Linked DNA regions of Homo sapiens: region 1 is linked to region 2. The links are chromatin contacts, found by Hi-C or POLR2A ChIA-PET in ENCODE. All regions are on one chromosome and are shown on one strand. The core of a region is the stretch at or near the end of the contact, and the rest is flanking DNA. Distances in the headings are between cores, read along the strand shown.

Region 1 (3,687 bases), core at 1,059-3,558, 170 kb before region 2:
CATGTTCGTGAATTACAGATGCAACATGCATTGGTAGAATCGTGTGATGGTCTTTTGTGATACTTAATTTTTACATATCCCAGTCTCTGTATGTATCTGCATAGACAAAGAAAAAACAAACTCCTGCTTTGCTTTTATTGAAGGGTTTCCAGGACTGCGTGTCTGCTCCTGAGCTCTGTTTTAAGTATGTGTATCCTTTGCTTGTATTTTGTATTAAAAAAATAAGAAAAAGAAGCCTTTATTGTTGAGCATGTTGGCATTGTCCCCTTTATTTTTTTCTCTTTTTGGGACATATGAAGCAAGTTATTCTTTTTCTGTATCTTTTTTTCTTTTGTAAACTTTTTTTTTGTTTTGTTTAAAAATGGCTTTATAAAAGGGCTTTTATAACCCAGATGTGTGCTCTGTGTACTTCTTGTAATACCTTAAAGCAAACACACTAACTTACACAGCTTTGTTAATCAGCTCCCAGTTCAGCCTGACTTTGTGGGAACTTATTTCCCTAATAAATTATTTAGAAACTTTAACAGTGACCATCCCTGTTGTTGGTAAAAGATAAACATGTCTTGGTTCAAAAGTTAATACCTCAGGATGGAATCAAGAAGCAGTAGACTTACCAGTTTGATTAATTAAGGGAGCACTGGACTGGGTGCGTAAGGATTCTTAATTAGCATTTTTTCTCATGTTTACATCCAAGGTTATGAAGTGTTGTGGAAAGCAAAGTTTAACAATCATATATAATAAAAGATAATGTTTATACTCACAGAACACACTTGCATTCAATTCCAAATACCCATAAGAACTACGCTGAATTTTGAATTAAAGATTACTTGTTAGGTGGACAATGTGGTACAAGATCCCTCTTTAGAACTGGGCTGATATTGTAGCTATTAGGGCTTTTTTCTTTTTAACTTTTCCTCTTGTTTACATACTTGCCTTGTCAGCCAAATACTATAATTGAAATGCAAATTTGGCTTTGAAATTAAATGCTTTGTGCATCCTGTTATCCGTCAGTGACTAGCTAACTTTTTAAATTTCTTTCTTTCTTTTTTTTTTTTTTTTTTTTGAGATGGAGTCTTGCTCTTGTCGCCCAGGCTGGAGTGCAATGACATGATCTCAGCTCACTGCAAACTCCACCTCCCGGGTTCAAGTGATTCTCCTGCCTCAGCCTCCCAAGTAGCTGGGATTACAGGCATACACCACCACACCTGGCTAATTTTTGTATTTTTAGTACAGACGGGGTTTCACTATGTTGGCCAGGCTGGTCTTGAACTCCTGATCTCAAGTGATCTGCCCACCTCGGCCTCCCAAAGTTCTAGGATTATAGGCGTGAGCCACCCCTCCCGGCCATTTTATTCTTTTTCGGAGATATGAGAGTCTTGCTATGTTGCCTGGGCTGGTCTCAAATTCCTGGACTCAAGGGATCCTCCTGCTTCAGCTCCCCCAGTAGCTCAGATTACAGGTGCAGGCACACTGCCCACATACATTTATTTCTTAATATAATGAGTTGTCTCAGGTTAAAGTTGAATTTGGATGAGCATTAACCATCTACTTTTCCTCATAATCCTTAAGTATTTTATGGATAACATAGACAATTTTATGTTTCAGGACAGTGCTGAAGAAATGCAGTCTGATTTAAAGGATTTCAAAAACCAACAAGTGGATAAACAGATGAAGAGAGGTTAAAACACACTTGGAGCTACCTAGACTCCTATCCATGAACATCGGTATACAGTACTACACTGTAGTTGTGCAACACATATTACCTCATTTAATTTTTCCAACAACTGTGAGATCGGCAAGTGTTTGTTCTTCCAATATTGTAAAGAATAACCTGGTTCAGGTAAGATGAGGTTTTATGTGGTACCTGATGTAGCTAGTATGTAGTACAACAAGGGTTTGAATCAGTGCTGTGTGCTTTAAGTTATCACAGTTGTTCGTTCTAAAGCCAGCTCCCTTTGGTATACATGGGTCCCTTAAGCCTTCTTCCTGGTATTGAGCTTTTGAGCATTTTGCTGTTCTCTCACATCTCCCAGTAACAGTGATACTTGAACCAGTCCAATGAGTTACATCAAAGATTTAATGGGGAAAGTCGGAAACTTCAATGAGTAAGGAGATTTCTCATTGAATACTTCGGTTTGCTTGAAAATCCTGGTGACCCCTAGACACAAAGCCTCAAATTATTTAAAAGCTTTTATTTTCTGATTATGTCTCATGATAGTGACTGTTGAGGAAAATGTTCGTCATGTTGACTGTATAGCAGTTACAGTCTGCCAGTAGAGGGCAGTGTTTGTCCTCCATAGGTAGTGGAATGCTTGCTCTCCCCATCTCATTTTTAGATACTATCAGACTAGGCTCAGGACATTTTTAGATACTGTCGGCTAGGCTCAGTTGATATTCTGCAAGTGTATCAACACCTTGCCACTTACTTGGGTTATCGAAGCCCTGTGATCAGTGTACCCAGTTAACATCCTAATGTATGTAGCAGCAATCTTTTCTGAATTTTAAATAGGAAATAGAATTTCTTGATTCATGCACATCTGTCTTCTTGTGTTGTTCCCTCTTTATATCTCCTAAGCCTATGTGGATAACATCCCGAAATAGAAGTGCAGACTGAAATTTCAAAATGCAGCTGTGAACTCTTTGCCCTATTTTGAAACAGGTGTTGTCTTTGAAATTGCCTTCCAGCTCAAAAGCCTTGTTTCTTGTACAATCAGCACTGATATGTGTTCACACACAACAAATACTTAGATTTGTTTTCAAGGTAATATGGTAGTTTGTGTTCCTTTATCTTGATGACTTGCTTCTCTTTTCCTCCATTATCTTACTAGAATAGATAGGTACTCATTTTGACATGCTTTGGCTGGGTCACCACCAAGAGAAATCAGTATTATTCATGGGTGTGCCCCCTGGTTCAATAGTAAACCCTGCACAAATATTGTGAAATAAATGCTGTGTTAATTCTGGGGTCAGGGAGTGAGAGGGTACAGCCAGAGTTCCCATCCTAATAAAGCAAATAATTACTTTAAACTATGATAACAAAATGTTGGAAATAATTGTTTGCCTTGATTTAGCAGTAAGCTGGCACCCAGAAGGGATTTGTTTAAAAATCTAACTTTAAGGAACAGGTTGATCAAGGAAGAGTACACATATATATTATTATTGGTAATGTTTTAGCTATTAAGTTGAATACACAAACCCTTTTATTAGAATGTGTAAGACCACCTCCTTGGCTGATGTACAAAGCAATGTGTGTAATAGTTATACTTTTTCCATCTTGGGAAGAAACACAAATACACAGTCTATATGTAGTCAGGGCTCTCCTGATTATAAGAGATTAGGGTAGATGGGTAAAGTAAGGCTCTGAAGGAGATAGAAAGTCATTGATCCAAGAAAAATGATAGCCTAAATTTTAGGATATGATAACTACCAATTTGGTAACCCTAGCTGATTGGTTATCTGGTAAGAAGTGTCTCATCCATAAAGAACTGAACGTGTGTAGTAATATAATTAACAAAAAATAAGGTGCAGTGGCTCACACCTGTAATCTCAACATTTTCAGAAGCTGAGGCAGGAGGATTGCTTGAGGCCAGGAGTTCATACCAGCCTGGAAAACAGTGAGATCCTGTCTCTACAAAAACAAAATAAACAAGTTAGCTGTGTATAGTGGCATGCACCTATAATCCCAGC
Region 2 (3,733 bases), core at 642-3,141:
TGGGGTAGGGCCCAGGACTCTGCATTCTTAGCAGACCCTCAGATAATTCTGAAGCAGGAGGGTCCTGATGCACCCATCTCTGAGAAACCTGCTTTACACCCATCTGAGTGGTATCTGTCCCAACCCCTACTCATGGCAAGGGGCCCATAAACCTCTGAGGGATGACTAAATGTTCCGGTGTGGTTCAGGTTTCTCTCTGGGGGTTGAAAATGTTATAAAGTGCAATGGGAGATTTTCTAGGCAGAAGATGGGTCCTTTGCCTTCTGAGAGATGGGGCTACTTCTCTTGGGTTTCACTCTATAGGTGAAGGCGGAGTGAGGGGAGAGGGCCGCCCCTTGAGGGCTCAGCAGGGCCCTAGCCTGCGCCTGTTTTCAGACCAGGTTGCTGCTCTTTTGGCTGACGTCATAAAACAGAGCCCTGGGTGGGCGTGGTGGCTCACGCCTGTAATCTTAGCACTTTGGAAGCTGAGGCAGCGGGATCACCTGAGGTCAGGAGTTCAAGACCAGCCTGCTCAACATGGTGAAACCCCATCCCTACTAAAAATACAAAAATTAGCCACGTGTCAAGTGAGGAGCACCTCTCTCTGGCCGCCGCCCTGTCTGGGAAGTGAGGAGTGCCTCTTTCTGGCCGCCACCCTGTCTGGGAAGTGAGGAGCACCTCTGCCCGGCCGCCGCCCACCATCTGGGATGTGAGGAGTGCCTCTGCCTGGCCGCTGTGCAACCCTCCAAGTGTGAAGTGACAGCCTTGTGGGTGATACTTCTGCCCTCCCCAAGTTTGCATTTTTGACATTGAAGTTTACTTTTTAATTAAAAGTTTTAAATTGGAGAATAAAAAAAAATTAGCCAGGCGTGGTAGCACACGTCTGTAATCCCAGCTAACTGGGAGGCTGGGGCAGGAGAACTGCTTGAACCTGGGAGGTGGAGGTTGCAATGGGCCAAGATCGTGCCACTGCACTCCAGCCTGGGCGACAGAGCAAGACTCTGTCTCAAGCAATAACAACAACAACAGAGCCCCAAGTCAGTGTTTCTCAACCTTGCCCCAACCGCTTCCGAATCACCTGTTATTTGTCAAAAATGCAGATTCCTGCCCCCAACTCTGATTTGTTGAATTAGGATGAGGAAGAGGGGACAGCGCCCAGAAATCTGCACTCTCGGCTGGCACCCCAGCCATCACTTATGCACCTGAATGCTTGAGAAATTCTGTCGCAGAACATGGACTTTGGAGTGTCACAGACCTGGGTTCCAGTCCCAGCTCTGCCACAAAGTAGCTGCGTGGTCTGGAGCAATCTCAGTCTCTGTGAAACTCAGTTTCCTCATCTAAAGAAATAGGTTACTACACAAGCTTATTGGTCTTGCTGTGAGTTGATTCTCACAAGACCAATCAAACAATGAAGAAATGTACGCAAAGCACTGGGCACCTCGGAGAGATGGCACCCCCAGCCTAGTGGTAAAGAGAGGGATGCATAGAGGAATGCTTTCTCTGGGAGGAAAGAGCTGGGAGCACTGAGCATTACTCACCCACTGGCAAACACTGACCCACTTCAAAACAATTCTGACTTTCCATTTCCTCTGGGGGGAGCTCAGTGAAGCTTTCAAAGGTGACTAGGTCCTTTCCCATACTCAGGTGTGAGCCATCCCAAGTCCCAAGTTGGGGTCAGGTGTTGTAAACAAAAAATAATACAATTTTGACTCCTTCCACACCTCCAGCTGAGCCCTCCATCCACGGCCCCACCTGCCATTTCCCCTCCACGTGACATTCCTAGATCCCTCACTGGGTGGCAGGCCCAGTCTGAAAGGCCCTCTTGGCAAACCACGGGTCTGCCAAGGTCCCTGGGACCTGTAGCCTCAAAGCCAGGAGTTTCCAAATCCTTCCTTCTCTTTGGCTCTCCCAGTCTGGCCATGCAAAGAAACGCCAGAGCTTTTAAAAAGTTTCGGCCATTCATAATGGATTAGTCCACTCCGGAAACATTCCCCAGCTCTGCTGAGAGCCTGCCAGGCGACTTGGTGACGTGCTGCTCTCAGCGCACACAATGGGCATGGGAGAACAATGACGAGGAGAAAAACATCCCGCCCGCGTGTCCATGGGCTCACATCCTCCTAGGACCCCGCCCCCGCATGCGCTCCCAGAGCTGGGGGAGTGGGGCGGGGGGACGGGGAGGGAGGGATAGAGAGAGGTGCTAGAGGACAACTGCGAGAGCAAGTGAGGGAGGGGAAGAGGAGGAGCTCACCCAAATTTCCCCGGTTTGGCTGCATTCTGAACCAGTTGGGTGAGTCAGATTAGAAGCCAAATCTGCTTATTCTGGCTCTCCTGCTAGCCCCGCGGCCACTGCTCACGGCCCGATGCTGAAACGGATTAAAACCTGAGCTGGCAAACAAAACAGTTCAGAGTTACTGACCTACGGTGCACAGCGTTGGGGCAGGGGTGTGCCTGGTAGGAGGCCAAGTGTTGCCACTTAACCTCCCATGTGCAAGGAGTTCAAAATCCCAAAGCCTCAGTTTCCCCATCCACTGAAATGGGGAAATCGTGCATGCTCTGTTTCCCTCACAGAAGGTGAGGCAACAAGGGCTACTGGGCGTGAAAGCATTTTCATAATTATTAAAAACATTAGCCAGGCGCGGTGGCTCACGCCTGTAATCCCAGCATTTTGGGAGGTTGAGGCAGGTGGATTACTTGAGGTCAGGAGTTCGAGACCAGGCTGACCAACATGGTGAAACCCCGTTTCTACTAAAAATGCAAAATTAGTCAGGCATGGTGACATGCACCTGTAATCCCAGCTACTTGGGAGGCTGAGGCAGGAGAATTGCTTGAACCTGGGAGGCGGAGGTTACAGTGAGCCGAGATTGTGCCATTGCATTCCAGCCTAGGCAACAAGAGTGAAACTCCATCTCAAAAAATAAATAAAAACAAACAAACAAAAACCCAAATAATTATTTAAAAAAATACTTGGTCACCAGGTGGTGTCATTCCTCTGACAAAGCCACTGGGGGAGGTCACAGCCAGGAATTAGAAGGCATGGCGCTTTTCATCCCAGGCAGCTTACAACTTAAACCCAAGAAAGAGACTTAGACACTGAAAACCTAGATACAAGAGTGTAGACTAAGCTGGGTGCGGTGGCTCATGCCTGTAATCCTTTCACTTTGGGAAAGGAGGATGTGAGCCCATGGACGCGCGGGCGGGATGTTTTTCTCCTCGTCATTGTTCTCCCATGCCCATTGTGTGCGCTGAGAGCAGCATGCCAAGGTGGGCGGATTGCCTGAGCTAAGGAGTTCAAGACCAGCCTGGGCAACATGATGAAAGCCCGTCTCTACTAAAATACAAAAAATTAGCCGAGCATGGTGGCATGTGCCTGTAAGTCCCAGCTACTTGGGAGGCTGAGGCAGAAGAATTGCTTCAATCCAGGAGGTGCAGGTTGCAGTGAGCCAAGATAACGCCACCGCACTCCAGCCTGGGTGACAGAGCGAGACTCCGTCTCCAAAAAAATAAAAAGTGTAGACTATAGACAACTAGAATTTCTAGACTGTCTGGCTTGGGGTAGGTCTGGTTGGGGATTGGGAGAATGCTTGGGGGATTTACTGAGAAGTGGTCACTGTTTCTATGCTAAGCTCTGTTTTTCACTTAGGTTATAGGTATTTGGGTGGCCTTTCAGGCAATGGAGGTTATGAGGGAGCTAAGGCCCCTGTGGACCCCTTGGCACCAGCACTGGCATAGGCCCACTTGCTACCACCAGAACTGA

The links. A loop is a pair of places that touch in the nucleus more often than their neighbours do. ChIA-PET counts read pairs that join two places held with the same protein, here RNA polymerase II (POLR2A). Pooled maps may share reads with other maps.
Region 1: a loop to region 2 is called in a pooled map, with 2.3 times the contacts of the local background. The contact joins two enhancer-like sites. A Hi-C loop is called at or near these places in 2 of 168 maps with a recorded cell type or tissue (CD14-positive monocyte and endothelial cell of umbilical vein), 1 of 37 single-sample maps with no recorded cell type and 4 of 50 pooled maps. POLR2A ChIA-PET finds 5 or more read pairs at or near these places in 4 of 52 experiments (MCF 10A, SK-N-SH, activated CD4-positive, alpha-beta T cell and 1 more).

Annotation. Positions count from the first base shown.
Region 1 is chr1:205,709,897-205,713,583 of GRCh38, reverse strand. It overlaps NUCKS1 (nuclear casein kinase and cyclin dependent kinase substrate 1), which reads left to right. Exons shown (of 7, transcript NM_022731.5): 7 at 1-762. Among named protein-coding and RNA genes, the nearest start is that of SLC45A3, 31 kb to the right of the region's middle. Within about 2 kb of position 2,308, at least 3 of the 41 ENCODE cell types and tissues checked have a DNase peak (open chromatin) inside an H3K27ac peak, as active enhancers do.
Region 2 is chr1:205,541,994-205,545,726 of GRCh38, reverse strand. No RefSeq gene overlaps it. Among named protein-coding and RNA genes, the nearest start is that of SLC60A1, 25 kb to the left of the region's middle. RefSeq lists silencers at 2,047-2,176, 2,277-2,326 and an enhancer at 1,892-2,186. Within about 2 kb of position 1,891, at least 22 of the 41 ENCODE cell types and tissues checked have a DNase peak (open chromatin) inside an H3K27ac peak, as active enhancers do.